Linked DNA regions of Homo sapiens: all the other regions are linked to region 3. The links are chromatin loops, found by intact Hi-C in ENCODE. Cell type or tissue: gastrocnemius medialis. All regions are shown on one strand. Links, peaks and the distances in the headings refer to the core of each region. The heading gives the core; the rest is flanking DNA.

What was found. A loop is a pair of places that touch in the nucleus more often than their neighbours do. Peaks named below come from ENCODE experiments on the same cell type or tissue, not always from the same donor. Only the 100,000 strongest peaks of a DNase experiment are listed, where the experiment ranks them.
Region 1: it touches region 3 in a loop (3-fold over the local background); 6 of 110 quality-filtered maps call a loop at or near these places.
Region 2: it touches region 3 in a loop (12-fold over the local background); 56 of 110 quality-filtered maps call a loop at or near these places.

The regions. Positions count from the first base shown.
Region 1 is chr4:123,335,331-123,346,365 of GRCh38, forward strand. No RefSeq gene overlaps it. Among named protein-coding and RNA genes, the nearest start is that of SPRY1, 56 kb to the right of the region's middle. RefSeq lists an enhancer at 5,004-5,298. In gastrocnemius medialis, for the core only: no CTCF peak of the experiment used is centred there; DNase peaks (open chromatin) are centred at 5,038 and 5,300; H3K27ac peaks cover 5,545 bases.
Region 2 is chr4:123,766,489-123,777,523 of GRCh38, forward strand. All of the region lies in intron 3 of LINC01091 (long intergenic non-protein coding RNA 1091), which reads left to right. Among named protein-coding and RNA genes, the nearest start is that of LINC01091, 120 kb to the left of the region's middle. RefSeq lists an enhancer at 9,766-9,825. In gastrocnemius medialis, for the core only: a CTCF peak has its summit at 6,539 (motif pointing right); a DNase peak (open chromatin) is centred at 6,545; H3K27ac peaks cover 6 bases.
Region 3 is chr4:124,105,384-124,116,418 of GRCh38, forward strand. The region is part of intron 2 of LOC105377407 (a long non-coding RNA gene); the gene reads right to left. Among named protein-coding and RNA genes, the nearest start is that of LINC02516, 450 kb to the right of the region's middle. In gastrocnemius medialis, for the core only: a CTCF peak has its summit at 6,669; a DNase peak (open chromatin) is centred at 6,665; H3K27ac peaks cover 664 bases.

The sequences.
Region 1 (11,035 bases), core at 1,428-9,427, 770 kb before region 3:
TGGTCTTTTCACGTAGTCCCATATTTCTTGGAAGCTTTGTTCATTCCCTTTCATTCTTTTTTCTCTAATCTTGTCTTCTCACTTTATTTCATTAAGTTCATCTTCTATCTCTGATATACTTTCTTTTGCTTGATTGATTCGGCTATTGATACTTGTGTACGCTTCACGAAGTTCTTGTGCTGTGTTTTCCAGCTCCATCAGATCATTTATGTTCTTCTCTAAACTGGTTATGCTAGTTAGAAATTCCTTTAATCTTTTATCAAGGTTCTTAGTTTCCTTGCATTGGGTTAGAACATGATCCTTTAGCTCAGAGGAGTTTGTTATTACCCACCTTTTGAAGCCTCCTTCTATGAATTTGTCAAACTCGTTCTTCTTCCAGTTTGTTCCCTTGCTGGCAAAGAGTTGTGATCCTTTGGAAGAAAAGAAGCATTTTGGAATTTTCAGCATTTTTGTGCTGGTTTTTCCTCATCTTTGTGGATTTATCTACCTTTGATCTTTGGTGCTGATGACCTTTGGATGGGGTTTTTGCATGGGTGTCCTTTTTGTTAATGTTGATGTTATTACTTTCTGTTTGTTAGTTTTTCTTCTAACAGTCTGCTGGTCTTTTAACTCATCTGCGGGTCTGTTGGAATTTGCTGGAGGTCCACTCCCAACTCTGTTTGCCTGGGTATCACCAGCGGATGCTGCAGAACAGCAAAGATTGCTGCCCATTCCTTCCTCTGGAAGCTTTGTCCCAGAGGGGCACCCACTAGTTGCCAGCCAGAGCTCTCCTGTATGAGGTGTCTGTCGACCCCTGCTGGGAGATGTCTCCCAGTCAGGAGGCACGGGGGTCAGCGACCCTCTTGAGGAGGCAGTCTGTCCCTTAGTAGAGCTCAAGCGCTGTGCTGGGAGATCCACTGCTCTCTTCAGAGCCAGCAGGCAGGAATGTTTAAGTCTGCTGAAGCTGTACCCACAGCCACCCCTTCCCCCCGGTGCTCTGTCTCAGGGAGATGGGAGTTTTACCTATAAGCCCCTGACTGGGGCTGCTGCCTTTATTTCAGAGATGCCCTGCCCAGACAGGAGGAATCTAGAGAGGCAGTCTGGCTACAGCAGCTTTGCCAAGCTGTGGTGGGTTCTGCCCAGTCCAAACTTCCCAGCAGCTTTGTTTACACTATGAGGGGAAAACCGCCTACTCAAGCCTCAGTAATGGTGGACGCCCCTCCCTCCACCAAGCTCGAGCATCCCAGGTTGACTTCAGACTGCTGTGCTGGCAGCGAGAATTTCAAACCAGTGGATCTTGGCTTGCTGGGCTCCGTGGGGGTGGGACCCACTGAGCAAGACTGCTTGGCTCCCTGGCTTCAGCCGCCTTTACAGGAGAGTGAAAGGTTCTGTCTCGCTGGGGTTCCAGGTGCCACTGGAGTACAAAAAAAAAAAAAACAAAACTCCTGCAGCTAGCTCAGTGTCTGCCTAAGTGGTCACCCAGTTTTGTGCTTGAAACCCAGGGCCCTGGTGGTGTAGGTACCTGAGGGAATCTCCTGGTCTGAGGGTTGCAAAAACCATAGGAAAAGTGTAGTATCTGGGCCAGATAGCAGCGTCCCTCAAAGCACAGTCCCTCATGGCTTCCCTTGGCTAGGGGAGGGAGTTCCCTGACCCCTTGCACTTCCTGGGTGAGGCAACACCCCACCCTGCTTCTGCTCGCCCTCCATGGGCTGCACCCACTGTCTAACCAGTCCCATTAGATGAACTGGGTACCTCAGTTGGAAAAGCAGAAATCACCTGCATTCTGCATTGGTCTCACTGGGAGCTGCCGACTGGAGCTGTTTCTATTCAGCCATCTTGCCAGATCCCCTAATGTTGTTTTTATGCCTGCTAATAGAACACCCATTCTGCAGCCCATGGATCAAAGAGTAATTTAGACTTTCAAGTTTTATGATTTATAAAATGTATTTTGTAAGGCTGCCACAGACAGTGATTCCCCTGATGGATCTGGGCAAAGTAAATTGAAAACACCTTCTAGAAAAGATTCGTGATTTTTGATGCCACTAAGAACATTCATGATTCAGGAGAGAAGATCAAAATAGCAACATTAACTGGAGTTTGGAAGAAGTAATTTAAGCCCTCCTAGATGACTTTGAGGGGTTCAGGACTTCAATGGAAGAAGTAACTGCAAATGAGGTGGAAGTAGGAGACAACTAGAATAAGAAGTAGAGCCTGAAGATGGAACTGAATTGCTACAATCTCAGGATAAAACTCTAACAGATGAGGAGTTGCTTCTTATGGATGAGCAAAGAAAGAAGTTCCTTGAGATGGAAGCTACTCCTGGTGGAGATGCTGCGAACATTGTCGAAATGACAACAGAAGATTTAGAATATTCCATAAACTTAGTTGATAAAGCAAGAGCAGGTTTTGAGAGGATTGTCTCCAATTTTGAAAGAAGTTCTACTGTGGGTAAAATGTTATCCAATAGTATCTCATCCTACAGAGAAATCTTTCGCAAAAGGAAGAATCAATCTGTATGGCAAACATCATTTTTGTCTTATTTTAAGAAATAGCCACAGCCACCCCAACCTTCAGCAACCACTATTCTGATCAGTCAGCCATCATCAACATGGAGGCAAGACCCTCCACCAGCAAAAAGATCACAACTTGCTGAAGGCTCAGATGGTCATTAGCATTTTTTAGCAATAAAATATTTTTGAATTAAGACATATACTTTTTGGCTGGGCGTGGTGGCTCACACCTGTAATCACAGCACTTTGGGAGGCTGAGGTGGGTGGATCACCTGAGGTCAGGAGTTCAAACCAGCCTGGCCAACATGGCAAAAACCCATCTCTACTGAAAATACAAAAATTAGTTGCACGTGGTGGCGCATGCCTGTAATCCCAGCTACTCGAGAGGCTGAAGCGGGAGAATTGAACCCGGGAGGCAGAGATTGCAGTGAGCCAAGATGGCGCCATTGCACTCCAGCCTAATCAACAGAGCAAAGACTGCGTCTCAAAAAAAAAAAAAAAAACAAAAGGACATACTTTTTTTAGGCATATGCATATGCTATTGCACACTTAATAAACTACAGTATAACATAAATGTAACTTATATGTGCACTGGCAAACCAAAAAAATTCATGTGACTCTATCATGATGCTTGCTTTATTGCTCTGATCCAGAACTGACCCCTCAATATCTCTGAGGTTGCCTATATCACAGTTCACATTCTTCTTTTTTGTTTCCTTTTTATTGCTAGTTCGTTTCTTTACCATGGTCTTAACTGGCCAGTCCCAGTGGACTGAAGATGAATTCTATTAAAAAGAACACTGGGGAAGAAGGCAAAGGAATTTTGGCAAAATCACAAAATGGGGATAATAATATACCAATTGGAAGGGAATACTCACCCATCTCGTGGGGGTGCTGTGAGAATTAATTAATGTTTGTAAAGGCCTTTGAGTTCCGTGGAGGGAAGGTGCCACCACAGTGCTAAGCATTATTGTGAAGGGATTATGTGCACAAATACAATACCAGAAGCCAGGATATTACTAAAAATAAAGCAGAACTTTCTGTGAGGAAGGTAAGGAAGGAAATGCCTCCTTGAAAAAAGGCTGAACCGTCTTTTAATACAAATGCTTAGGCTACCCGGTAATGGAACAGCAAATCTGAGATTCTATTGTAAGTAAAGGATTATGTTTTCTCGGCATTGTCAAGGTGCTGTGGAACAAAACAAAATGACTGCTTTACGCAAAAGAAGGTTAGAGTCTTTGAAAAAGAGATTAAGAGGATGTTTGGCTATTGCGCTGCGTAGTCCATCCAGGAGGAAAAAGGCAACAGCAAAGGCGAATGTTTGTTTGCATTTTGGGGGAAGGGGTTTTAAAAATGGGAAAAATGGGAACTGCTCCAAATTAAAATAATTGTTGGTGGTTGCTCCCAATAAATCTAGTAATGAAGATTAAAGCTTGTTAGAATCCTACACCCATTTTTCATTTGCTTTTCTCTCTAAAAAGTTCTTTATATCCTAGGTTTAAAGTAGCAGAAGAAATATATTCTTGCTTATGTATTTACAGAGAATGATCGCATTAACATTGTTAAACAAAAAACAAAAACAAAAACAAAACAAATAAAAAACTCTACTTTGTCCATATTATAAGTAATGCATGTTACATTTAAGGAGTGGATTCTACCGTGTTTTTGAAGTCCCTATTAGGCATTTAGTTAACAAAACTTATAGCAGAAATGGGAACGAAATCCCTGTCTTCCTTTTCCTAACCCCCTTCTTTCTAACCCTTTCCTCTCCCCAACCCCCTTATTAAAACAAGGTCTGTGGAGTCTGAAGCAGATTAGCAAATAGATAAATCCTTTAATGTCATGGAATACTTTCCCCAGTATAAATGGGATTAATCTGCCAACCCAGCAAATTCTACATTTCAAACACCTCAGCTGCATAATAAGCCATTTCCCCAACCCCCTAATTTATGGCACAAGGGTCATTTGATTTTAATGTTTGCACTGGTTAGACTTTCTTTCTCCAGTCTTCCCTCCCACGGCATCTCCAGCTCTCTCCATTTTCTACCTTTGAAAATGCTCCTTACATAGCCTTTAGAAAAGCATCAAAGGGTACAAACAATAACCTGTGCTTCACAGAGAAGCCGGAAGACGGAGAGGATGTGGAGCCTAAGCTGCCTTCCACTGGGCCCAGCAAGTCCCTCTCCAGAGCCTGTGAGGTGGCCATGTTGGGAGCTTTGGCCTGGGTCTGGCCACACAGCCCTGGGTTTGAGGATCCAACATCATGGCCAAACCCAGTACTATACAGCCACCAATACCTGTTTCACAAAATGTTTACTGTAATGAGGAAAAACACAGGCCCTGCTTAGACACTTTAAGAGCTAGAAATGGCTCTGTGTGAACACAGAAGGGAGGCAGTGCAGTCTCTGACCCTAGAATTAGAACTGGGTATCTGTGCACCATTGCATTCAGTGACTGGCCCAAGGTCACAAAGTAGGAGGCGGATGGCTTGCATCTACCAGGTTGTCAGCCCTCCAGGGCTGTACTGCACCTCCCAAGCCACACTGCTTCCTTTAGGAAAGTATGGCCACGCTGCTCTCATTCAGCAACCCCAGGAGAAAAAGACTATTTCAGGGCTATTTACTCAAAACCATTGGGTAAATTCTGACTCACATTAACGTTTCCCTTTACACACCCTTTGAAATCAGAGCAACATGAGTCACCTTACTGTTCTATCCTCTTGGTTGGTGACCAAAGGGAAATGCTTCATTTTAAGAAGTAAGTCCTCGTGGCTGTTGTCGGTGAAGCTCTGAGAGTCACAATAAGGCCGGAACACCCCTGCAGTTGTGAGCCCAAAATGTCCTTACGGCACATGGGCCAGAGAGTCTCCTCCTTCCCGAAACAGGGTCTTCGCCAGGCCTTTATATTAAAATAGTAGAAACAATGGGATAAGAATGAGAATGTGAGTATATTTCTAAAAAGCAGTCATGAAGATTTTATTTCGAAACAGCAAAGTAGCATAACGAATGAACTACAGCCACATGCAGATGGGTGAATCTTAGCAATGTAATGGAAACGAAAGTCGCAAAACATATACTACACGATACCTTTTATACAGTTTAAAGTAGCTAAAATGTTTTAAAATACATGCAGTTTAGGACTGCAATAATCTACATCGACAGAAAAGCTAGGAAAACCAGGATGCTGCTGGGGAGGATGGGGTGAGGTTGCTGGGGGAACATGTCATTAGCTCTGACTTATTTTCCAGACTGACTTTTGTTTAGGAGATGGGCTCGCAGATGTTTATTATATTACTAAAAATAAATCAATAACTGAATATAAGTTGGACATCTACAACCCAATGATGACAATTTAAGGATCATAATTAAGCCAATTAATACACACCAAATTGAAAACAAAACTGACGATTGTATTAGTTTACTAGGGCTGCTGTGACAAAGTACCATCAGCCAGGCTGATATGTTTAAAATACAAACTGACCATAAACAAAATAATAGATAGCTTACATAAAGGTAAAATAAAAAGCACAAACATTGCCCCCAGAGCATGATATATAGTAAATGTTGGCCTGACCTGGGGTAGGTTTGTGAGGTAATGACCTCCTATGCTTTGATGAAGCTTTATGGCTCATCTAACTGAGGCTCTCACCTCTAAGTTCAGTCATGCCTCAGTGTTTGAGTAGAAGGAACAGATGGGACATGGGTTAGTGGCTAAAATCAATTTCATCACGTCGACGTTGGTATCCTAGCTCTCTCCTACAACCAAGTCTCTTCCTCTTTTCCAAGGGACGTTCATTCCTGCTTCTTTCCCAGTTCCCCAACAACTGGCTTTCCCGTCCTTGAACTGAACTGTCTCCATGGCTGAGGCCCCACGCCAGCTGCTCCAGATTCTTTGTGCCACCATCTGCCTGGCTGGACTTCTACAGCAGTTACCCTTGACTTCTTTTTAGAGGTTCACTTTTGAATTTTTGGGCTAAGTTTAATTTTTTTTTTTTTTGAGACAGTCTCACTCTGTCACCCAGGCTGGAGTGCAGTGGCATGATCTCGGCTCACCACAACCTCTGCCTCCAAGGTTCAAGCTATTCTCCTACCTCAGCCTCCCGAGTAGCTGGGACTACAGGTGCCCACCACCACACCCAGCTAATTTTTGTATTTTTAGTAGAGATGGGGTTTCACCATGTTGGTCAGATTTGTCTGGAACTCCTGACCTCGTGATCTGCCTGCCTTGGCCTCCCAGTGGACTAAGTTTAAACCTGAGTTAATGGTATTATTCTCCATCTATCCCTTCCTTATACAGATTTATCTCCTGGTTTCATACCTATTTTGAGATTCATGGCAGAGAATTATGGAAATCTCTAGTAACACATTTCTGTCTTTAGTCGCATGCCCAGCATTTGAACCTTGCCTTTCTCTGTGAGTATTCCCAGAAAACCATCCCAACAGTACATAGTTTGGCCTTTATAACTCCTGATCCTCTCTGAGCAATCGTAGCCAGAAACCAGACCATTGCTTTAATTAGACTGGAGGAAATAGAACAACCAGAAGTTTTCAAAGATTACAAAAGAGATTGCTAGGGAGGCTTAAAGGAAGACAGATAACAGATATCTTCTCAATAAAGGATGAGACGGGCCAGGCATGGGGGCTCACGCCTATAATCCTATCACTTTGGGAGGCGAGGTGAGAGGATCGCTTGGAGCCAGGAGTTGGAGACCAGCCTGAACAACATAGTGAGACCTCATCTCTATAAAAAAAAAGTTTAAAAATGTGCCCAGCATGGTGGCATGTGTCTGTAGTCCTAGATACTCAAGAAGAGGTTGAGCCACAAGGATTGTTTGAGCCCAGAAGTTCAAGGCTGCAGTGAGCTATGATTGCACCACTGCACTACAGCTTTGGTGACAGAGTGAAACCCTGTCTCTAAAAATAAATAAATAAATACAGAGACAGTTATCAGATGGGCATGGCTTGGTAAAGTAGAATTTATTTTGCTGTATGAGGCACTCTTGGCCTTCACACAAAGATGAGTAGTCACTCCCCGAGTTAGTGTGACACTGTCTGCTGATGTTGATCAAGATGGATACATTGACTTGTTTACTCTGTGTCACATACAGTCATTCCATGACAATCTTCAAAATGCCACCGCGTATAGGCTCAGGATTAGATAGGACATTCTTTTAATGAAAGGACATAGGATAGCCTGAATTCACTGGGTGAACATATCTAGAGTCAGGGCAGGGACCACGGTGGTGAGAACAAGCACACCAGGAGGGAGCCAAGGCCGGGCCTCGGCTTTGAGCCTGCAGCACTGGGACAGGGGTGCCCTCTACCCCCAAGCATAGACACCTTGACTTTTGGCCTTCCCGGTCTGCTCAACCCATCCTAGCTAGTTGATATGCTGTGAAGAGGACACCTACCCAAGTAACAGGAATAGAAATCTCTATGTGGCACCAAAGCACTCCTGGCCCCCTACTCCAGACATTTAGGATGGTCATTCTGCTGAGGAGGAAGATGACAGAGCCAGGGAGAAGAGCTTGGACTTCACATCCGCACCGTTCTGGATTCCAATCCCAGCTCTACCGTCGACGATTTGTGTGATTCCCGGCAAATCACCCGGCCTCTCAGTACAAATTTCTTACTCTGAAACACAAAGCTCATAACATCTACCTTTTCAGGATAAAATGTGAAGGATAAAATGAACTGATGTCTATAAAGTGTGACGCAGGGCTTGTCTTTAACGAGGGCTCATTGGCCTACCCTTCCCACCTCCTTCCAAGCACACAGGGCACGGCCTCCCGGAGCGCACATCCTCTGCCTTTTACATGTGTCCTGTTGAAATCTGAACAACCTGAGAGGTTTTTCTGTGGCTGCCGTCATCTGTTCTTTTTCACAGGAATAATTTCTAAGTGTACAATCTAACATTCTTTTGTTTTGTTTTGTTCTTTCAGAATTTCCCTTTCGTGTGAATCATATCCTTGGCCAAGCGGGGCACATTTATCGTATTTCTGAACTTTCTGAAGCCTATTTTCCAAAGTCCAGGTTCAGGTCACCTCAGCCTGGTGGTTCCTTTCCTCAATTTAATGCAGAATGACACAGTCATGTTTTTCTCTAGGTTCCTGGAAGTTACACAATAGCCATCAGGTTCTTTTTCATCAGAATGAAGTCAAGAATAGAAGTTCCCTTGTTGTTTCCTCTGCCTTCTTAGTGACGAGAGTATCATGAAGACGGGCAAGGATTTATTACATGGTTTACTTTGAGCGGAACAAGACTCCTAGTAAAATCTGAACCTCTGAACCTGATCACCATTACCACCTACATGGCCTATTAAGTATTTAAAATTGATTAAGCATTTTCCTGCATCAGAATAGAAAAACAGCCCTAGCTTATATTTACTGTGCATTTTCAATGTACAGGGTACCCAGTTAAGCTTTTGGAGGACATTGTCATTTTTAAACTTTAAAACAGCCCTACTAGGTAAGGGCTATTCTTAGTTCCCATTTTACAGATATAAAAACTGAAGCACAAAGAGATTATGTACTTTGCCTAAAACCACATGGCTTGCAGGTAGGAAGGCCAGGGTTCTGACCCTAGAGCCTGTCTTCTACCCGCTGTCTGCTCTTGCTTCTCACACATGAGCTCGCATGCCAGCTCCCTAACTTAGGGGCTTTCTGACCTTGGGAAGGTTGCTCCCTGTCTCTCAGTTTTCTCATTTGTAAAAATGAGAATCACAGTATCAACACCACCAGGATTGTTATGCAAATGAAATGCTATCGCGTTTAGGAAGCAGGTAGCACCATTCCTAGTGAAGAGCAGGGGCACCAGGCAACTGCCAGAAGAGCATCACCACCATCGCCACATGGCCCCACTCCCCCACTGCACCTGCCCTTCACATGCCAGTATTTCAGAAATCACTTTTTATCTCATAATTGCTGAGGTTCCATCTCATAATCAATGCATACATTTGATGAGGGTTAGCTTTTCCCAAAAAGTTATTACTTGATAGCATGTCTTTCTATAAATGCCATCTCTGAATCAAGGAAATATAGTATTTCTACATGTATTTGTTTTATTTGTCTAGCTCGTTTACTAGGACAAGAGCCATAGTTTGAATTTTCCTGAGTTCTCTCAACATTTAGTACTGAGCCTCACTCCAAGTACTCAATAAATAGCTGTGGAGCACATACGTGTTTGTCATAAGCAAATTCAGCTGTCCTGGTTTGTGTTGGGTAAAAGATGCTTTTTCCCTCCAAGTGCAGTATGGGGCCGGGATGGGGCAGGGCCGAGGGTATTTTCCTAGAGGGTCTTTGCGCCCTCCTGCAGGGTGGGCTGAGCACTTCCTAGAGCAAGAGTGACAAGAAACTGCACCTGTCTCCACGGAGCTTTCCCCGTCCTGGCTGTACCAGGACATGCATGACATTAAAAGCAAACAAGATTGGTGTAGCCAGAGGTAAAGGGAAAATTTATTTGTCTGGGCAACTGTACTGACCTCTGGCTCTGAGGATTTCCCTCTAAGAGGAGGAGGACAGAACTGGATTATGTTCTCCCAAGTTTTACTCTTGTAGGATTTTTTCTCCTTGGTTTTGGAGTGAGTGAGCATGTGTGCACATTTTCACACCCTGCTAGTGATTAAGACACCCTGATGCAAATGTCCACTCGGACTTTATAAGACAGTTCATGCGTTCAGGAATCAGGCCTGGTGAAGGGAGTACAGCTGTCTGGACCAGGTACAGGCCGATTCCAGGCAGGAATTACCTGAAACAAGAGCTCAGAGCTGGTGTCTTTTGGCTGCATCAGTTTTCATGCCGAGCCTTTTCAAGACTTTTATAACTCTCTAGCTAGCAAGCAAACAAATAAATAAAAATTAACTAGACTGAAAGTTGGTCTGCAGAACTTCAGCTTGAGATCATTCTTTTTCTCTGAAACTGAGAAAGTTTCTAAATATTGATCTATAAACAAGCGAAGGGGTGTCCGGACTCTGGGAACAGCTTGGCTTGCACTTTAATGGTTTCAAAATTAGGAGGAGCAGATTGCTGAGCAGCACTTTCCTCCAAGATTATCTTTTTTTATTAAAAAAGTGACAAAAACATTTGCGTGGGACAGACTTCAGCAGCACATATGCTGGTTTTTAAATATTCTACAAAGTTTCACTAATCGGATTTCAAAAAAGGTCAAAAGTTGTTCAGCTTATATTGTACACATGGAAACTTCCTTTTGGGGTTACAGGGGTTTTCTTTGTTTTTCTTTACATTTTCCTCTTTAGTTGCTCTTTTGATTGATGTGGCCAAATGCTGGAGTTGCTTATTGTGGGAAATGTGTCCTGCTTTTCTTTGTGTATTTATAGAAATTGAAACACACTTCACGATGAGCTCTACTCTCCTAATAAAAGGGAGATATGACATTTTAGACAATAACTTTTTAAACAGAATGTTCTGCTTTTTATTTCATTCAGCTCATGTTAGGCACAGAAGCAGCTCAGGCAGATCGCACAATGGGAGTAACTCCTGGGGGGGTGGAGAGGGGTTGGGGGATGTGGGGGTACCCCTCTCTCTGTTA
Region 2 (11,035 bases), core at 1,891-9,890, 340 kb before region 3:
TTTTCTCCTTTTGCTTTATTAACTTTCTAGGGTAGTCTGGGTCTGCCTCTATATTGCTGGATCATTTTTCACAAGTTCTAAATTTTTTTCAGCTGTTACAGTCTCATCTCAAAAATCAGTGCCAAAGCACTACTTATTTCAAAAGTACAATGTGATGATGAGAATAAAATAAAACCAAGACTTTTATGAAATCATGGGCTTAATTTTAAAAGGTTGTAAACTGGGATAATAATAAGTGATTCTTTACTTTTATTTAAGGAGGAATTTGAGTAATTAGCCCAGGTGAGATTTTTATATTTGTCAGGAAAAAGACTGATTTGACAGACTGTCTTGGTAACTTCAGGACTTAAAACTTCTAAAGAAAATAATGGTGTCTTATTCTCTATAAACTTTGGGATACTCTGAGAATCTTTCTAAAGGTCTGTGTTCATGTGGCCTTATGTGGAGAACAGACATGATTGTCATGATAAATATTACATGAATGAATTGATTTGAACAGTCCTAATTTTATTTTATTTTATTTTTATTTTTTTAAATTAATTTTGTTTTACTTTAAGTTCTGGGAAACATGTGCAGGAGGTGCTGGTTTGTTACACAGGTAAACGTGTGCCATGGTGGTCTGCTCACCTGTCAACCCCATCACCTAGGTATTAAGTCCCACATATATTAGCTATTTATCCTGACACTCTCTCTCCCCTGCCACCTGACAGGCCCCAGTGTGTGTTGTTCCCCTCCCTGTGTCCATATGTTCTCATTGTTCAGCTCCCACTTATAAGTGAGAACATGCGGTGTTTGGTTTTCTGTTCCTGTTTTAGTTTGCTGAGGATAATGGCTTCCAGCTCCATCCATTTTCCTGCAAAGGACATGATCTTGTTCCTTTTTATGGCAAGCAGTCCTAATTTTATAATGATCATTTTTATTATCAGTTTTTTTTTCAAATTATCTCTTTGCATGCAAAGAGATGGTAATATATTTATAGACTTTTATGTGGTACATATACACCATGGAATACTACACAGCCATAAAAAGACATATCCTTTGCAGCAACATGGATGGAACTGGAAGTCATCATCCTAAGTGAACTAACACAGGAACAGAAAACCAGACACCACATGTTCTCACTTTTAAGTGGAAGCTAAACATTGAGTACACATGGACATAAAGAAGGGAACAACAGACACCTGGGCCTACTTGAGGGTAGAGGGTGTGAGGAGGGTGAGGACTGGAAAACGACCTATTGGGTACTGTGCTTATTACCTGGGTGATGAAATAATCTGTACACCAAACCCCCATGAGGCACAATTTACCTATATAACAAACCTGCACATGTAGCCCTGAAGCTAAAATAAAAGTTAAAAAAAAGTATAGAATTTTTAAAAAGGGAAGATTCCTCAAGTATTATTGATTCAAATTCTCCAGTTTCACATTTGACTCAGGGAGGTGAAGTTACTTGCTCAGGATTACACGGTTTAGGGGTTACAGAAAAATGTAAACAATTACTTAGCCATATATTTTTTTAAATGTATGCAACTGAAAAGTGATGGTGACTTCACTGACTCACCAGAACAATTCTGACTTCATAAACTGTAATGTCCTTTCTTGCTCTAAGGTTATAAATTTGAAAGCTATAAAGGGAAAAGTATTTGAATACGATATTTGTGTTTCTATCTGTATTTTGGAAAGGACATATCAGCAGTGAGTTGAAGAAAGGGTACTTCTGCACTGAGGGTCTTGGAAGATGGCCTGAGGAAAGACAAAGAACAAGAAAAAGAGTTAGAATGAGGATTGCAAAGCATTGCTCACTAGAGATAAGAATTGTTTTAAGCATGTGGGTTTTCATAACTAAACTCCATGGTAGATTTTCTTCTGAATGCAGTGACAATGGTCTCTTTGTGCTTGCATATTTGCATATGAGAAGTTTGTGATATGACATAATTTTTTTTATCCAAGAATGGTAAATGAGAATGTGAAAATCACCTATATTTTCTTGCTTACAGGTGTCTGTGGAGATCATGCAATTAATACTACCTTCACAGTTTTGTATAGTTATGACAAAAAGTCTCTAAAAATAGAACAGCAAACATTGGCTCCTTTACTGGTCATGGATCCGGGTGTAATGGATGTTAAGAAAGGGTGTTACAATGGATCAACTCGGGATAAGAAATACTAAGAGTAAAGCATGTTTTGAATTCAAGATGAAAAGTAGAGAAGAAAACTTCACTATAGAATCATAGAATGTTACAGTTTTAAATAACTTTAAAGATAATCTTGGCAGGGTGAGGTGGCTCACACCTGTAATCCCAGCACTTTGGGAGGCTGAGGCAGGCAGATCTCTTGAGGTCAGGAGTTTGAGACCAGCCTGGCCAACATGGTGAAACCCTGTCTCTACTAAAAATACAAAAGTTAGCCAGGCGTGGTGGCAGGTGCCTATAATCCCAGCTACTAGGGAGGCTGAGGCAGGAGAATCACTTGAACCCTGAGGCGGAGGTTGCAGTGTGCCGAGATCATGCCACTGCACTCCAGCCTGGGTGACAGAGACAGACTGTGTCTCAAAAAAAAAATATTAATTCCTCATTCTAAAGATGAGAAAACTCAGGCACAGAGAAAAGAAATGACTTGCCCAAAGTCATATAATGGCAGATCATAGATGAAAAGCCAGGTCTTTTGACTTGTATCCAGATTTCCTCTTGATAATTTCACACTTGGTGCACATTCCACAGCCATCATCAGGCATTGTTTTTATGCCAGGTACTGTGTCATGCACTAGGGATATCCTGCTTTCTACAGGTACTTAGAGAAGTCATATTGACAATTACAACAGCAGGTAAATGGGTATAAAAATAAGCAGAATATTAAGGCAGTGCATATTCAACTCAGCCAAGAGAGTTTGGGAAATTTCTCAGAAGTATTGACATACAGGATGAGTCTTCATGTTAAACAGGTGAGAGATGAGAAAGAGAAAGAAGAGCATTTTAGAAAAAGGAAACAGCATGGCCATGGGCGGGCAAAACTCCACTCTCTCTCTCAGATTTACTGTCATTTTGCTTTCCAACATTAACCTCATTTCATTATTCTTCTTGGTTCCATGCATAGACACTCATAATCACCTCATAGATGCTTTGCTTTGAAGTGCTTTTGGGCATCACTGAGTGATACTGAACACTTTTTTTCCACTTGGATGTGTTTTATTACTTGCTTTCTGGCTCCAAGCACCTGCTGCCAATCCCAGCATTGGGCTCAAGTGATCTGCCCATCTCGGCCTCCCAAAGTGCTGGGATTACAGGCGTGAGCCACCACACCTGGCCTGAAGTTTTTTTTTTAATGAGTAAATGCAAGCTAAGAATTTGTCTTTGAGAGACACCAAACCTACAAAGCTGTTTGGAATCTTCTTCATGTATGTAGGTTCTTAGAATTGCTTCCCGAACTTGTAAGTAAAGACACAGGATGATTGATCGCTACCAGGGTAATTAATTTTTTTTTCCAAGATGAACTTGGGTATTGACTCAGGTTGTTTTTTTTTTTTTTTTTTTTTTTTTTTTTTAGACAGACTCTTGCTCTGTCACCCAGGCTGGAGTGCAGTGATGCGATCTCGGCTCACTGCAACCTCTGCCTGCTGGGTTCAATTCTCCTGCCTCAGCCACCCGAGTAGCTGGGATTACAGGGGTGCACCACCACACCTGGCTAATTTTTGTATTTTTAAGTAGAGACAGTGTTTCACCATGTTGGCCAGGCTGTTCTCGAACTCCTGACCTCAGGTGATCTGTCCGCCTCAGCCTCTCAAATTGTTGGGATTACAGGCGTGAGCCACTGTGCCCAGCCTTGACTGAGGTTCTTATTGCTTAGTGTAATATCTCTACTTCTTTGTTCTATCTATATGCTTTTAAATTTTTGAGTCTTTATTTAGAAAAGTTTAGTGCATGTTTTATAGAAATCATTTTCATTTGGAAGAGTAGTTTTAAGAATAAAATACCAGGCTTCTGTAGTTTCCTGATGTAATTTTTATTACGTTGTTAATGGTAAAAGAACAAGGACAACTGAAGTCTTTCTAATGATGATAATAAAACAGTTTTCCTTTACAGACAATTTTTTTTTTTTTTTTTTTTTGAGACGGAGTCTCCCTCTGTTGCCCAGACTGGAGTGCAGTGGTGCGATCTCGGCTCACTGCAAGCTCCGCCTCCCGGGTTCACGCCGTTCTCCCGCCTCAGCCTCCCGAGTAGCTGGGACTACAGGCGCCCGCCAACGCGCCCGGCTAATTTTTTGTATTTTTAGTAGAAACGGGGGTTTCACCATGTTAGCCAGGATGGTCTCGATCTCCTGACCTCGTGATCCGCCCGCCTCGGCCTCCCAAAGTGCTAGGATTACAGGCGTGAGCCACCGTGCCCAGCCACAGACAAATTTTAAAGGTGAACCATTTATCTTGGATAATTTTTAGTTCTATGGGCACCCGCATCGCTGAAAACAAAGCTAAAAAAAAAAAATCCCATAGGCACAAAGCCAACTTTGAAAGTGAGAACCTACTGAGCTTCAACCAAACCCACTGACAGTGCACCACAGGTGGACACCACATGGAAGGATGAAAAAATGTGATTGTGAAGGTCATGTTGACAGTTCCATGTCCATAATCTATTCTTCTTAAATTTGATCTGTGCATCTGGTATATATTTATGCATGTATTTGTGCTATAGGAGCTTAGAGTTCTTTAAGTAGGTCAGGGTTATCTGTGCTATGAAACCTCCTGCTGGGAAGAGATGGTGAGGTGGTGTGAGTGCGCTGGCAAATGCTAGTGGCCTTGGATTACACAGGGCCCTATTAGAGGAGGTTTTGAGGTTGTTTGGGGATCTCTGCATCTGAGAAGAGGATTAGTAGGAACTATACTTCAAAGAGGACCAGGAATGTACCATTTCCTATAACCTGTAAGAGCCAAGGAAAATTCTGCTGCTGCAGATTCAGTTCAGGACAAGAGTTGAAAATCACAGTTAGTACCAAGCCAATGATCCTCTGCTACTATTGCTTATAATATGCTGAGAATAAATAATTTGATAATGGAAGATTAGGAGACACATAAAATGGATACCTACATGGCTTATAGTGTAGATGAAGGTCTGTTTAAGGGCACATGATCACCTTTTTGAGCACATTTCAGGTTGGTGTCTTAGTCTGTTTAAATTACTTTTCAACAAATGTAACATCTTATTGACTTCTCAAAGCATGATTAACATAGATATCTATCCAAGTTATCATCTTTATGAATGGTGAAATAGCCCCTTAGGGAGAGCTACTATGTTTCTTATATTTTCTAGTAGAAAGTATGGTTTAGAGTCTTATGTCAGGAGGTATGGCTTGGTCTTAGCAAGTGTGACCCACAGCAAGAGTTCATAGTGGTTCTTCCACTCAGATTGGACCACTGTCTGAATGTCAAGAAGTAGCTGATTGGATTGTTTCAACAGCTTCAACAGTCCTTTCTTTATGTTGAGTCCTTTCACCATCCTGCTGACATCATCTGGTTACATTGATGGGAGTCTGCTTTGTGTTAAAATATATCACATGTAGTTTTTCTTAATTTCTTTCTTTCTTCTTCCTTCCTTCTTTCCTTCCTTCCTTCTTTTCTTCCTTCATTCCTTTCTTCATTCCTTTGTTCCTTCCTTCTTTCCCTCTGATAAACTTTCTAAAGTTGTAATTTTGTGGTTTTTCTTAACGCCATTTGTTACTCACCTAGATCTGCCATTTGGTAAACGTTCAATATTGGGCCACTTACTAACCATTTTGTGCCTCAGTTTTGTCATCTAAAACATGGGAAAAATAAATGCCTTGTAATGTTGTTCTGAGTATTAAATGAGCTAATACAGGTAAAACTTTTAGAACAGTACCTAACATACAGCAAGTGCTGAATAGGTGTTAGCTCTCATTTCTCGTCATATTGAACAGAGATGAGCAATTGAAAATCTGTGCTGGAATTTTGTGTCAACAAATTTATTATTCTTCTTCTACCATTTCACCAGTGTTTTGGTTTTACTACCTTTGAACACACAGGCTCAAGAGCAGATATAATCTCAAGCCATTAAAAGCATTTATTAGACATCCGTTATCCATATTATATAACCAAGGGGTTCTAAACTGTGGCCTGGTTTAGAAGTGGGGTGGTGAGTATGACCTCCCAGTAGGTGTGTTTCCCTGGCTGTACACACGCATGGGGGCACTCAGGGCTATTTCCAGATAAAATTTACATCTATGTGCCTAATGGTCCCAGGTGGACATATAGAGATGAATGTGTTGAATGAGTCTCCTGGTTTCTGGAGCTTGAAAGCTCCCTGTTAGAAGGGACTGATGATTCTTTCCATCCCACCTTATGGAATGTGAGCCTTACCCAGACCTAAATGAATGTCAGTGCTCTGTGAGCACCACCATTATCAAGCTGTGGAGTGACGTTGGCAGTGGAGGGCATGCACCTGACATAGAGAAATTTACACCCTTGGCGTAATCCTGGAGGTAACGGCGCTTCCAGAGTCACATAGTCCCTAAAGTGACACTAGAGGGCGCAGTATGGACATAGCTGTGAATTGCGCTCTGGACTTGTGAGTGACTTAGCCAATCCAAGGCTGGGCTCGATAGCTCTTTGAGGAGGTGAGGGAACTGAAGAAAAGCAAGAGGGACTGGGGAATCTAGAAAGGAGCATTCTTTGAGAGAAATAATAGTGATGATAGCTACCATTTATTGAGCACTTATTAAAGGTATGATTTAAATACATTGTCTCATTTGATCTTCACAATTATTCAGTGCAGGGCTATACTGTCTTCATAAAACAGAGGAGAACGCCTGGGGCGATGGCTCACACCTGTAATCCCAGCACTTTGGGAGGCCGAAGGGGGCGGATCATGAGGTCAGGAGTTCAAGACCAGCCTGGCCAACATAGTGAAACCCAGTCTTTACTAAAAATACAATAAAAATTAGCCGGGTGTGGTGGCAGGCGCCGATAGTCTCAGCTGTTTGGGAGGCTGATGCAGGACAATTGCTTGAACCCGGGAGGTGGAGGTTGCAGTGAGCCGAGATCGCACCACTGCACTCCAGCCTGGGTGATAGAGTGAGACTCCTTCTCAAAACAACAACAACTAAACAAAAACAAAAAACTGAGGAGGAAATGGAGGCTTAGAGGAACTCACCCAAGGTCACACAGCCTTTAAGTGGAGGAACTGGTGTTTAATCCAGAGCTATCTGAATTCAAAGACTATCTGTATTCTTAAATCTTAACCCTAATATTCTCAGTGAGGAAGGACTGAGGTTATATCTGAAAAAGAGCAACAAATAACAGCTTCAGGGCTGCTGAGGTGGGTTTCAAAAGTCACACAACTCTGAAGTATATTTCAGACCTCCTGTTCTTGGTGATTTGAGCAAAAGGTTTATTGCAAATTATTATCCGGAAACTATGTTTGTAGACTGAGAAATGGGTTTCTGTGAAACAGCATTCATCCAGAAAAGAAGTTTTTTTTCTGCAAGAAAGCAGTTAAAACAAAAACCTGGGGGAATTTGACTCTGATTTTTTTATCACTGAGTTTTCATAGATTCTGGTAGCATTGGATGTGCATATGTTGGTGAATACAGTTCCAGACTTGCGATAATAGAAGTTGTATCATACATGTTCACCCAAGAGCCATTGCTTGACAGAGGCATCTCCAGGTCTGAGATCTCAGGGGAGAGGCCTTCACCCATGGCTGTGAGAGTTGCCATGGTTGAGAACACCAGAATTCTCTCATTGTGTTGCTTGCCTGCCATGAAGCCTCTGGAAGGATATGGTGGCTGAAATAAGGCATGAGGCACAGATACAGATTTCCTGACTCAACTTCTGGTGCAGATAACATTGTTATACTACACATATTTATAATGCCCTTTTGGGTAAGTTTTCATAGAGATCATTTTCATTTTTTACCGATGCCATTAAGCTCAGTTAAGACTATTGGCAACCTTTCTCATCCTCCTCTCCCTCAATATTCAGTAACAATGGTAAGCTACAACAACCTAAAATATTAAGTAAGACTCTACAAATGACATAAACAGAATCTTCACAAAGCAAAAATAAAATTTGTTTTCTTAACAGATGGGCAGTGATTAAAAAGATGAATAACATTCAATGCCAGTAAAGGTATGGGGAAATGGGCACTAGAATTGTAAAATCAACACCTTTTGGAAGAGTGCTTTTGTATTATCTATTAAAATTAAAATACTAATTTCCTGTATCTCAGTTATTCCACTTCCAGAAATTAACCTTTTATGTCTTCCTTTACTTGTTCCTGATTTTAACGGAATACTTTTATGTTTCACCATTAAATAACTTTTGTTGAAGTTTCCTTTTCTTCTTCTTCTTTTTTTTTAGGTACTCATCATCTCTTTAAGGAAATATCTTTCCTTTATTAGTTTTTATTATGAATCAGATTTGAAATTTATTGATGCTTTTCCTCTTTCTATTGAGATGGTCACTTCTTTTTCCTCCTTAAATTTGTTAAAGTAATTCATTTTATTGATAGAATTTCTAGTGAAAATCATTCTAGCAGTTCTGGGGTACACAAGATTTGGTATGGCATATTATTTTTATTAATTTCTGGATTTAGCTTGTTTAATATTTGATTCAGCATTTTGCATCAGTGTTCATGTCTGAGATTAGCTTTCAATGTTCCTTACTTACACTGTCTTTTAGTTTTGGTATCAAAATGAGATGAAAATTTTTGTCCTTTTATATTTTCTCAAAGAGTGTGTATAAAATTTGAATAATCTGTTTCTTGAATGTTTTGGTAGAATTTACCTGTAAAATTATCTGATCTCAGTGATGTTATTTTTCCCTCATGATAATTTTTTACTTATTGTTTTGCTCAATTTCTTTAATGTTATAGAACTATTTAAATTTTCTTTTTACATAAGGCAATTTTTGTATAGTTTTTAAAAATAAAATTGTCCATTTTTTCCAAATGATAGGCTTTTCTTGGTATTCCCTCTTTAATTTCTATTGTATGTGTAGTAATGTCATCCACTTCTCATTCTTAATGTTGTATATTTGTGGTCCTCTCTCTTTATCTCTCTTTTATCTTTTTCAGTATTACCAAATACATTTCAGGGATGCCCCTAATATTTGTGGGGCAAAAGTATGAATGGAAGTTCATGTAGTGTATTATTTCTAAATACTTAAAAATTATAAGCCAAACTCATAAAAGCTTAAGTAAAATCTATTGTTTCCTTCTACTTTGACAAATATACCTTTATAATGACTGGGAAAGCATATTTGAATTTTAAATCCTTGGAATCCTTGAAGTTCCATTCAGGAAAGTGGAAGCACAGGGACATCTGGCCCCTGGCCCATAGCCTATTCTTGTTCTCCTTCTTCTCTTCCAATCCCAACTCTGTTCCACACCATGATAGGCATCACACCATGTCGGTGAACTTACTAACCTGTGCTTCAAACTCCATTCTCACTCTGCAAATATATCCTTCTTGACTATTTCTCAGGAGGGCCAAGCCTTGGGTCCATTGGTTGGGAATCCCAGGGAACTGAGTTGTGGCCTACTTTAGAAGGGGGCTGGTGAGTGTGAGCTTGTAGTTTATTTAATCTCTGTTCTGTCACTAATCTGTAAACTCTGTAAGGGTAGGGACTTTGTTGCTTTCTTTACTATTCTATCCCAAGTACGTTGTACAGTGCAGGGATTGGGGAGATGCAAAGATAGAGCTGTTTAGTAAATGAATGAATGAATGAATAAGCAAGAATGACTCTTAGGTTTCTAGCTGGAGACTCTGGTAAATGCTGTGCCATTCACTACACACAAAATATAGGATGATTGTAGCCTTATGAGGGATGGAGATTTGAATATCTTAAGTTTGAAGAGTGTGTGCTTATGCGGGTGCAATTTCTGGCAGGCATTGCACAAAGGGAACTGAAACTTATGAGAAAGATCTAAACTGAAGACATTGCTCTAACACATACTGGTATGTAGGTGTAGCTAAAGCTTTGAGAGTAAGGAACAGCAGATGTGATGAGAGAGAGAGAGAGAGAGAGAGAGAGAGAGAGACAGAGAGTGCCTGGACAGGAACCTTGGGGATAATCAACATTTAAAAGACAGACAAAGAGGAGCCTTGAAGAAAACTTTGAAGGTGCTTCCTGAGAGGTAGAGGAAAAGTGATACTACCAAGACAGAAGACAGCAAGGGAGTCAAAAACTGCCAAAAAGTCTATTGAGATGTGAACAAAAAGTGTTCATTAGATTTGTCAACTCACATCTTGGCAAAACCAATTTTAATTATTTGAGCAAAAGCCAGATTTTCCTGAGTTGAGGAGAAAGGTAGGGAGAGGAAATGGTGAGTGTAGATGGCATTTTTCTGGACACTCCTCTGTGAAATTACAGGGACTGTGAATGTGGTACTATGAGGATATATATGTTGAAGGCAGAGTACTTGTTGAAGATTTTACAGCTAAATTACGCATCAACTACCCCTGCTAAAGGGAGATTATGAAGTGATGTTGAGTACTACTTCCAGCGTAAGACTTCGTGGTTTACAAAGAAGAGTTTGGGAATGATTCTGAGGAGAATCACACAGATGGTGATATGATCATAAAATAAGACCTTGGAGATATTAAGTAGGATGACTACCTTCAGCTATGAGGGATACAGCTTCTCAGAAGACAGTGACTATAATATGCTTGATCTCCCGAAAGGGGACAACATGGAAAAGGACCTCAGTTGTACCAGGAGGAATTTAATTTAGAAAGCAGGATTTCCTGACATTGTGATTGAATGTTTAAACAGGTTACAAAAATTGTTATGAAATCTCAGAGGTCTCAAAAATATAACATTAACAGTTTTGAAATAAGACCTTGAAGAACAAATGTTGATGATTTCGATTAATCCTTTTTGAGCCAGAATAGCTGGTCAATGGCTCTGGTAGCTAAGGGACTGGCAATGCAACTCCGTACAGCTGCACAGTCAGTCTCTTGCCAACTACATTGAGCTAATTTGACACAAAGTGGTTGTTTGTAAGCCCTAGAGAGCCTTTCCACATCT
Region 3 (11,035 bases), core at 2,125-10,124:
TACTTGGCCTGGGTTGCTTGGATACCCAGTGGAAAGATGAGTCATAGAAGGAAGCTCTGCCTCTCTCACGTACGGGGCCTTCACTCACTGTCATGGTGGCTGTATGCTAGCCTTCTTCTCTCTGGAATCTGGGATGTCCTTCACAATTCTGGTAGATGCCCATTCTCCTTCTTGAATTAAAGCTCACAGAGTTGATATTTATGTATTATCTTGCTATTTCCAAATGGTTGAGGCATGCTGAAAGACTCTAATCCACTATCTTGAAAAAAAAATAAGGTAATTTAAAAATATTATCCGAGCATGGTGGCACATGCCTATAGTCCCAGCTACTTGGGAGGCTGAGGTGGGAGGACTGCCTGAGCCTAAGTGGTGGAGGATGCGGTGAGTTATAATCATGCCACTCTACTCTAGTCTGAGCTATGGAGCAAGATCTAAATTAAATTTTTAAAAAGGGACTGTTATCTGGAAGATTTCCTAGGCCTATCAAAGAAATATAATTACTATGTGAGTGGAAATTGATTATGTCCTTTGCTATCATAGAAAATATATAGTTTTAATGTTTGTTTACTAAGAAGGCCAGTGTGTTCCAACTGTGATAGGTTGCCTCATGGAAGAGTTTGTCAAGTGTCCATTTGAAATTAGTTAATGTTATCTTAATCTCATGAATCTTACAACTAGATTGTTCTCAGTGTCTCTTTTCAGAATTTGGGAGCAAATCCTGAACATTTCCATGAATTTGTTTTTCTGCTCTATGAGAGGTCCTTATTTAAATACTTTAGGTATTGCAGCCTGGTAAGATTAACGATCTGCTAAAGTTTGTCTTCTAGCTTCCCTAAGAAGCACTCCCTTATATGTTCAACACAAAACAATCCAGGTTAAAACAAAAACATATGAGACTAAAATTTAGATAAATAGTCAAACAAAAGGGAAGAAAAAGAATAAGAAGTTTAAGTAAAAAAAAATTATCAAATATTGCAATGAAAGTTTTAATTACTTTATACAAAGGCCTATATCCATGGTAAAGAAAATTAGAAAAAGGCCTAATTATATTATACCATGATTTAGGTCTAATTGACATATATAAAGACCTATTGGTTATGAACCCTCTGGTAACAAAATTAAATAGCAACAAATCAAGTCAGTGCTTATTTCTAATCAAGCTCAACTGGCAGCAAATTTGAAGGTCAAATGAAATTTGAGCACAAGGTATAAGGATAGCATGCTTATTGGTCTGAGGGTGCCACAGAATACTACCAAGTGAAGGGCTATGGAACTCATTCTTGGTCTAGTTTTGACTGAGAAAAGAATCTTCTGATCTTATATACAGTTTAGAAAAATAGTTTGTTTTGTTTTGTGTTGGGCATAGGAGCAGATGTAGGTTGTTGTCATTCCTAGAGAATGGTTTATGTTGTCCATGGAGGCAGGAGTGGGTTGCTATTAGTTTTTGAAATGTTTTCTGTTATTTACTGAAGTATGTTTGTCATTGTTTACCATACAGGTGGAACTCGGTTAATGTTAGTTTTAGAAGCATGGTTTGTAATGAGTCTATTGCTGGTTAGCTGATGTTCAAAATGTAGGGCTGTCACTGATTGGCTGGTTTTTAGACACGGATTGACTGAAAAGCGTTGTCATTGATCAGCAAAATATGTTAAAAGCCACATTTCTTACATTGACTTGTTAAAATGTCTACAGAACAATGACTTTTATTCTAGGAGTGTGGACTTTTAATTTTTATGTGTTAGGGATAATTTGTTCTTTGAAAGTTAAATAAAATAAAATAAAACTCTCTGTGCCTGAAGTTTAATTTGGGGAAATGTTTCTGTTTTGCTACTATTTCAAGTCCTTAGTAGTAGCAGGACTATTCAGGCTTTTAGTTGCTTCTTGATTCTGGTTCGGTAAGTTATAGTTTTCAATGTATTTGTCCATTTTGAATAAATTTTCAAAATTGTTGTCTCTTGAGACTATTTTCCTGTTATCTTTTAATTTTATTTATGCCTCATCTGTAGTCTGGTCATATTTTCCATTTATAATATTTGTGCTTTCTTTCTTTTTGTCTTTAATTGTCTTGTTAACTATTTGCATATTTTGATGTCATTTTTCTAAACAACCACTTTTTGGTTTTATTGATCCATCTATTGTGTTTTCATCACTCTAATGTATATTTTCTATTTTATCATTTATGCTTTTATTTTTATTGTTTCTTTTCTTCTGTTATATTTGGGTATATTTGGTTATTATTTTCTAAATGTTAGATACTTTGCTCATTAATTCTTAGCCTTTCTGAATTTCTGATGTATGCATTTAAAAATATAATGTTCCCTTAACGGGTGTCTTATGCAGCCCTATACATTTTGACATGTAGTATTTCATTATTATACACCTCTAGGTCTTTTGAATTTTTCATATTGATTTATTTCTAACTCCTGAGTTATTTGGAAATTTTTTTCTAATTTTCAAATATAAGATAATTTGACTTATCTTTTTATTATTAACTTCTGAATTTCTTGGTTTGTGGTTAGAGCATATGGTCTCTATCATATCTGGAAAATAGAGTAGAAGGGGTACAAGGGAGGTTTCAGTCCCAATTTCTACCAAAATGCTGAACCAGCAGAAGCTTCAACGTCTACTTTCCTTCCTCCTTATGCCTTTCTAAATAGATTATACAATAACTCCTGGAGAGTTGTACTCTTTAGATCTTTTTTTCTGTCTCTTCTGGTGCTTATGAGTTTATATTCTCCTCCTTATGCCTTTCTAAACAGATATACAATAACTTATTGTATTATATTGTATATTGTATAATTATATATTTATATACAATAAGTTATTGTATAATCTATTTAGAAAGGCATAAGGAGGAGAATATTAGCTCATAAGCACCAGAAGAGACAAAGAAAAAGACCTAAAGAGTACAACTATTTCAAAACTACAAATTGAAATTGTATTTCACTGAAAGTGGAGAAAATATAACTAAGAAACAAATAATACAGAGTAAGCATAATAAGTAAAAAAGGAAGCTATTAAATATATACAATAAGAATAAGAAAGCATAAGAAGATCCAAATAGGATTATGTGTGAAGACAATAGATGAAATAAAGAATATACTAGGTAGTATAAATAAATAATCAGTGAATTACAAAATTAAAGATTAGTTTGGGAAACATTCCAGAAAGAAACAAGGAAGCATAAATAAATAGAAAACTTAAAGAAAAGTTAAGGGACATATGGGGAAAAAACAAGTATAAATATCCTTAATCAAATTCCTGGAAAGAAAAAGTTCAAGAAGAAAATATAGCCATTCAAAGTAGCTAGGATATAATTCAGGTGAAACTTAGGACCTTCAGAACCTGCAGAAACCTTGTATCTGAGTCTTCAAAGAAGTTTAGAACTTCACCAAGTTTAGAAGTAAAAGGAGGGACTAAATATTTTAGGAAACTTGGAAAAGAGAGGTTTGTTTCTGTATCTGTAAATAAGCCACATAGATTAAGTGTGAGATTTTGAGATTTGTTCTCACTCGAATGTATTCCAACTACTAATATGATTTGTCAGTGAGTTGGCCAAGCCCTTTTAGAGTTGTCAGAGATACCAATAACTCTCTACCTTAGACCCTAGACTTGGCCAGTCCAATTCACAGACCTATTGCTGCCTGGCTGGCCTCTGTAAGCATTTGCATGTAAATCCCCGTAATGATTATGACTGTAGATTCTGAAGTCAGGGGCCTGGGTTCCAGTCCAACCTCTGTCGAACACTGATTGTATAATACTGGGCAAATTACTTAACCTCCTCTCTGCTTTAGCTTCTATATCTGTAATACTAACTCTTGCAGCACTTTGTATAATTGTTCAGGATTTTACAAAAATACATCTCACAGTAGTTTCTGTTGTTATCAGCCAGTTTACACCAGAGCACATTTCGTTTTCTCCGATTTCTGATTGGTTTAGACACTTTATTACATAATATCTTCAATGGTTCCTTGATCAGTAAGAATAAAAAGCCTGAGATACAGGTTACATCACTATTATAGTAGAATCCTTTGCTCAGATTTTTAGAACTATTTTGGCGAAAGAAAAATGGAAAAGACACTGTTGTTCATCAGAGAATCTTGGAAGGTTGGAGATAAGAAAAGGTTGGGTTGAAATTGGAGATTTTGGTGAGAACTGAATTGCTCACCTAATAGAATGGCAGGTAATTGTGACTCTTAGTGATGATTCCTAAAGTTTGCTGGAAGGAGGAGTGAGAAATGGAGAAGTTGAAGCTTGAGTGGGAAGAATTTTAAAAGGAAACTTTTAAGGAATATATAAAATATTATTTAAAGATAATTACATGTTGTGATGTACACCCTCTACCTTTCTAAATCATCAGGAAGACCTACAAAGTTTATGTTATTTTGTTGGGATTTTTGCCTAAGTATAAGAGAGAAAGACCAAAATCCATTTCTTGCTGCCAAAAAGTTTAAGACATAACTAAAATAATTTAGCACAAGATCTGAGTTAGAAGTGTGACTATGTGAAGTCAGCCCTATTAATTTTCATATATATCTCGAAGAGAAGGTTGGGTTTACTGCAGGACCCAAACTAGGACTTCCGGCTACTCTTATCCAATATATTGCCAGGTTGATTCAGTTGATATCTGCTAACAGCAATACCTAATATTTTGCCTTTCATGCTAATACATAAATATTTATTCATATATAATACATATATTTTTATATAGAGAGAGGGTATTGGAATAAAAAAATGTGTGTTAGAACTAGGGCAGCAAGAATGGAAACAGAATTTAAAAAAATCACTGTTACGGCAGCCATTCTGAAGATACAGAGGGATGATCAACTTAAAATTTAATAATCCCTATGGCTTTGGCAGTTTATTATATCAGCAAGGGTTCACATGTACGGTATTGTTTAATATTATAACTGCATATATTGTTATTGCAAAGAATATTAGAATATATTATACCTATTTTAAAAATTTGTTATATTCACTTTAATGAATTAATTCCTTACAAAAAAAGAATTACTAAATTGATCATGTTCAATGATTTTTCTAAGTAAGTCTAAGAGTATTTGACTGATTCTTCATTGCTTTCCTAAAGGATTTACTCTGTCAAGTCATATAAAATATAAAATTTCTTTAGTTGTCAGGGTTAGTTCAGATTCTTTACTCTGTATGAGTAACAGATTGCAGTGTGTTTGTTCTTCATACCCATTTGTTTGTAGTGTACATGTGAAAAGTATTAATGCATAATGAGAAATAGTACAAGTACTTTCTTTTGCAGGTATCTTGATAATTTAAGAACTTCATAGGTAAATGAAGATTTAAAATATTAAAATTTGGGGGAAAATTAAATATACATTTAATACATTTTATTTACACAGTATTTGAATATATTCTTCTTACAAAATATATTTTCAAATTATCTATAAATCCCCTCATATCATCACCCTCAATCCTGAGTTCTGGGGAAAAAAATCAGTTTACTTTCTCATTATTTGTATATATAGATTGGACCATATGAAATTGTCTTCCTTGTAGATTAAAAATAGGTGAATATCAGCAATTTCATGTGTTTCAATGTAGCATTTTAATATTTGCATTTAAAAAATAAATACCATTATACTCTACTTATCTAATAGAATTTGAGTTTTTGATCAAATGTCTTAGAAAACAATTCTTTTAATTAATACATGATATCCTGAGGCATAAAATAAGCCATTCTCTCAATAACTAACCTTTGGGTTGTGCTACTTTTTTCACTGTAACTTATTTTACATATGTCCTTGAACAAATGAGTAAGTGTTTCCCTAAGGTAAATTCTAGAGGTAAAACTGTTAGGTCCAAAAGAATACACATTCTTTTTACTAGTTATTGCCAAATGCCAGTTCCTATTTAAAATCTCACCAAAATGTGAAAAGCAAATGACCTTGCTTTTCTAAAACCTTACTACTTTATTTTCCTGTTTAATTTTTTGTCCTCATAAGTTAAAAGATAGTTGTTTGTTTTAGTTTATGTTCCTCCTATTATTAGTGATATTAAGTATCTATACTGTTTACTTAGACACTCGTGTAAATTGTACACACACACGTCTCTCTTACCTAAGAAATCCAAGACTTTTAAATATGAGCATTTTCTAAACATTCCAAACAGTTATGTATAAGGAGGAAATGGCTCCTACATGTAATGTCACTACTTTTACAGATGATTTAAGCTGTTCAATTCTTGGCAAGTGTTATTTTCAACCTTCCTTCCCCCTTCCTCATATAGGATCAGTTATAATTTATCAGCTCAGTAAGAGTTTCAGTCTTAAATGTGTTTCCTAAAGATGACTTATTTCTTCTTTAAAAAAAGGACTTTTTACTCTGGGCCAGAATATAATGACTGAAGTTTATATTCACCCTGTATTTACTTTAAAATGAACTTTTTATAAATTTTGATAACTTTTCTAGAAATGCATTAACATGGAGATGTAACACAAACTTTCTGACTCAAACCACTTAGACAGGCAGGTTTGGCATCCTCCTGAAACTGAATAGGTATGGAAACTGTGCTTCTTGACCCCTAAACATTCTATCTCAAGTCTGTCTGTTGCTAGTACAAAGACAGGGGCTTCACAAATTTTATACCTGAGCCAGGCTTCAAAACTGGCTGGGAAAATGGAGTAAGAGTGACCTTTAGTGGCCACTTGGAGTAATCACAAAGTAATTTATGTCTCAAGGGGACGGATGGACATTCTGTTTGCATGACTTCTTAACACAGCAATGTAATAAGTTGGAACTGGCTAACCATGAAACATTTATTTGACTTTTTATGTCACTCTATTCTAACAGAAAATCAAAACCCTATGAGTCAGTGTTCAGACAGCTGAAAAGGTAAATTTTTAATTGGTAAATGGAAATCTAGTCACACCTATTAAAGTGACTTTGGGGCTTCAATGCCTAAATCCGCTCACAAACAGATTTGGAAAAGTACCATTTAATTGAGGCAAAAATCCTTTGCTTTCCATGGGTTGATAAAAGCCACCTGGCAGTCTTTTGAACCTCAGAACTAAGCAGCAGGGGGAGGAGTTATGTATTAGCACCATATCTGATCTTAGAAAAGAAAGACTCTCTCCCAATGAGAATGAAAGTCACTATTAATGGGAATTAAATGTTCAAAACGTATATTTTTCTTTTTGTCAGGAATATTAGTGCTTACTTCTTTTCTATAATTCCACCTTAAGATGTAGAGAGCATCTCCATAATTAAGACATTTCACTCATAAAACCTAGGTATTGCTTTCTTAAATACATAGTTTCTCTCCAATAGAAGCACTTTCTGGTGAAAGATATATCAAATGCTTTATTTCTAATAAACCTCAAATAAAAATGTGACTAAGCAGTCAAATCAGCTAGCTCTTCTACATCCTCCTGAGTTCAATTAGCCCCTGGAAACTCAGGTGTATTTGCTGAGCTTGTTGCAAGGATAGATCCCCCAAATAGAGAGAAGCTGTCTATGCATGCCCTTTCTTTTCTCCCACATTCAACAAGTGGGAAAATACTTTCTTCTCCCATGGAAAAGGGTGAGTGGGGGCTGGAAAGAAGTCACGAGGGTGATTCTTGGGAATAAGGTTTCCTTCTACATTATTACAGACAGCCCAAATCTAAAACAACAAACAACATTTCTAAGTATACATTTGAAAGATTCTCTCCTCATAGCACACATTTGTTTTTAAAAAGCAATTACTGTCTTAGTCACTGTTAACAGGGCACATTTACTTAAAAGATTTCACAGGAGTTGTCAGCATATTTAGATCACAGGCCTTTTTTTACAGGAAAGTGCACAGTTCATCTTTAGCTGCTAATATCTCAGAATATAGAATTCAAGACCAGAAATGATTGAAAAAGACAAAGATGATGTTTATATACTGGTAAGGAAACAATAAAGGAAGACATAACCATCATGAGGATGTATTCCATAATAAAACCTCAAAGTATATAACGTCACAACTAACAGAAATGCATGGAGAAATAGATATATTAACCATTGTAGTTAGAGATTTTTAACATTACCTTTCAGAAACCAAGAAATCAAACATAAGAAAAAAAGAAAAAAGGCAAACATAGCATATGTAAAAAACATAATGTGCAAGTTTAAACTATTAGATATTTATACAGCTGTAAACCTAACAAAGATAAAATATGCATTTTTATTATAAATTGATAATTCATAAAAATTGACTTCTACTATTGCTCAAAGGAATCTTCAATAAATTCCAAAAAAGCAAATAACATACTGACTAGGTTCTTTGGCCATAATATTATAAAATTAGAATGTAGCTAACAAAATTTTGTATTTATAAAAACAATAATATGTGTTTTAGATTTCAAAAAGGAAATAATGAGGAAAATTATAAAATATTTAAAACTTAAAGAAAATGCATGTATGACATAAATGGTACTTAAAAATTTGAGCTTTAGAAAGTAACATTCTTCAGGAAGTAAAAATTAACTCAAAAAAATAAGAGAGAAGAAAATAATAAAGAGCATTATAATCAAGAACTTGCTAGTAAAGTTGCATACTTATATACAGGGTAAATTATGGGAAAAAGTATTAAATGTCAAAAAGGTAGAAGAAGAAATAAAACACTCAAACAGAACAGTGCAATTGAACTGATAATCAAAGTGTTAGAGCCTCCCACAACTGCTCAAACCCAGATTGTTTTATATTTGACATTAATCAACATTTAAGAAATAGTTATTTTTTATATTATATGTGTTTCTAGAAATGAGAAAACTGCGAAAGCTGTCCACCTTATTCTACAGGGTTAGTAGAATCTTGATTTCACAACTAAGCAAGAACAAAAAACAGTAAGGATATTATTGGGATATTTGCCTTAGAAACCTAGAGGCAAATATCCAAAACAAAATATTAAATAAATAAATCTAACATATTAAAAAATATACCAAAATCAAATGGTATTTTTAATCCCAGAAATGAGAAGATGATAAACATGAGAAACTCTTTCAATATTAAAGCTCTCATTAATAAACTGAGAAAGAAAATATGAGGATTTTAAAAGATGCAAATAGTAATTTGATAAATTTTAACATATTTATAATAAATAATTAGAAATGTAGAAATAAAATATTCCCTAATTTGAAAGATATTTTATATCAAAGTACCAGTAAATAGCATCCTTAGTGGAGAAGCTTAAAATATTTCCTTTAACATCAAGGGTACACATAAAACAAAGTTATCCTCTATCATTGCCACTATTTAGCATAAGACTAGGTTTCATTCAACACTCAAAGAATTTAAAAAGAAGAAATAAGAGGTGTAAGTCCTCAAGGAAAAGAGGACTATATTATGTTCATACAGTATGATTACCTATAAAGAAAAACCAAAGGAATCATTAGAAAAAAATAGAATAAGAGCATTCAGCAAGGTTTCTGGGCACAGGATTGACTAAGAAAAAAAAACAGTAGCATTTATCTGTTCTACTAATAAGCAACTGAGAAATATAAAGTGTTCATAAATTTACTTAATAAAGAATATATGATACTTCTATGGAGAAAAAAATCTAAATTTCAGTAGAATAATGTGCAAAGAGTTTAAGAGACAGTTCACAGATGAAGATTGCAAAAGGTTAAAAAGTAAATGAGAGAGGCTCAAGCTCATTGGTAAATAAAATGCAAATAAAAGCAACAATTGTAGATGTAAAACTCTATAGAATTTTACCATCAGTTTAGCAGAATCTTGAAAGGTGAGATACTCATAGCTATATAGAGTTATAGGTATCCTCCATGCACTGTAGGTGGGAGTATAGATTCCTACCTTTCAGACAACCATTCTGGAGAATAACTTGGCAATATTTAAACAGAGGAAATGCATATTCCACTACTCACCAGTCTTGCTCCCAGATTAATATTCTATGGAAATAAAGGTTATATGTACAAATGGTGATATGCACAAAAATTTCCAGAATTTTTGGAATTTGAGCATACTTCTCTGATAGAATGGTTAGTGAAATAGTGTGGGTGCATGCTTTAGAATATTGTAGCAGCACTTGAAAGGCTCATACTGGATATATAAATAGAAACAATCATGGGTGAGTCTTAAAAACATAGTGATGAGTTAAGTAAAAAAATTCATATTTATATAAATTAAAATACATATATAAATACAAAATAGTAATACATATTTTATGAGAATTTGTACAAGAAAAAATACTACATCAAAAGCATTAGGAAAGTAGCTTACAATGGATGGTATGGCATGGAGATAAAAAGGTGTAAATAAATAATACAAAAGAGGGGACATTTGTTCTATGGATCAATGACAATTGTATCATAAACAGAAGAGTGCGATTAACCCAAAGCTATGTATTTGAGGTAAAGAGGAAAAAAAGGCTTTAGATAATCAAGGAACCTACATATGGTTAAAAAAGAGAATGTTTTATTGTTATTTCCATCTGATACAAAGTATTATGGGACTCTGTTATTTTAAATAATTAAATCTGAAAATCCACTTAACAGTACTCATAAATGACCATATTCTGAAAGCAAGGAATGGAAAAAAAGGACCATTATCTACTTCTGAGAGTGAGGACTAGCTAGCCCTCTTTCCCCTCATGTGTGATATGTTACTTCTGGCATACTGACAGAGTGGGGCAACAGTATCCATCTTATATTACATGTTAGAACATTTTACTACTTTCTTATCATTCTGGCACATCTGTGGATCATTTAGTGCATGTCCACTTTGAAGACCACTGTTCTAAAGGAGTATCAACCAATCTGATGAACTAATTTGAACATTGTAATGTGTATGTTTATATGCAGCTGTCTATGTAAATGCATATATGCAATCATCCTTTTCTGAAAACTTTTCACATTACAATTGACCCTTGAACAACATACATTTGAACGGCACAGGTCCACTTATATGTGAATTTTCTTCCGCCCCACCATACCAGAGACAGCGATTCCAACTCCTCCTCCTCAGCCTACTCAATGTGAAATGATGAAGGTGAAGAATTTTTTGATCAACTTCCACTTAATGAA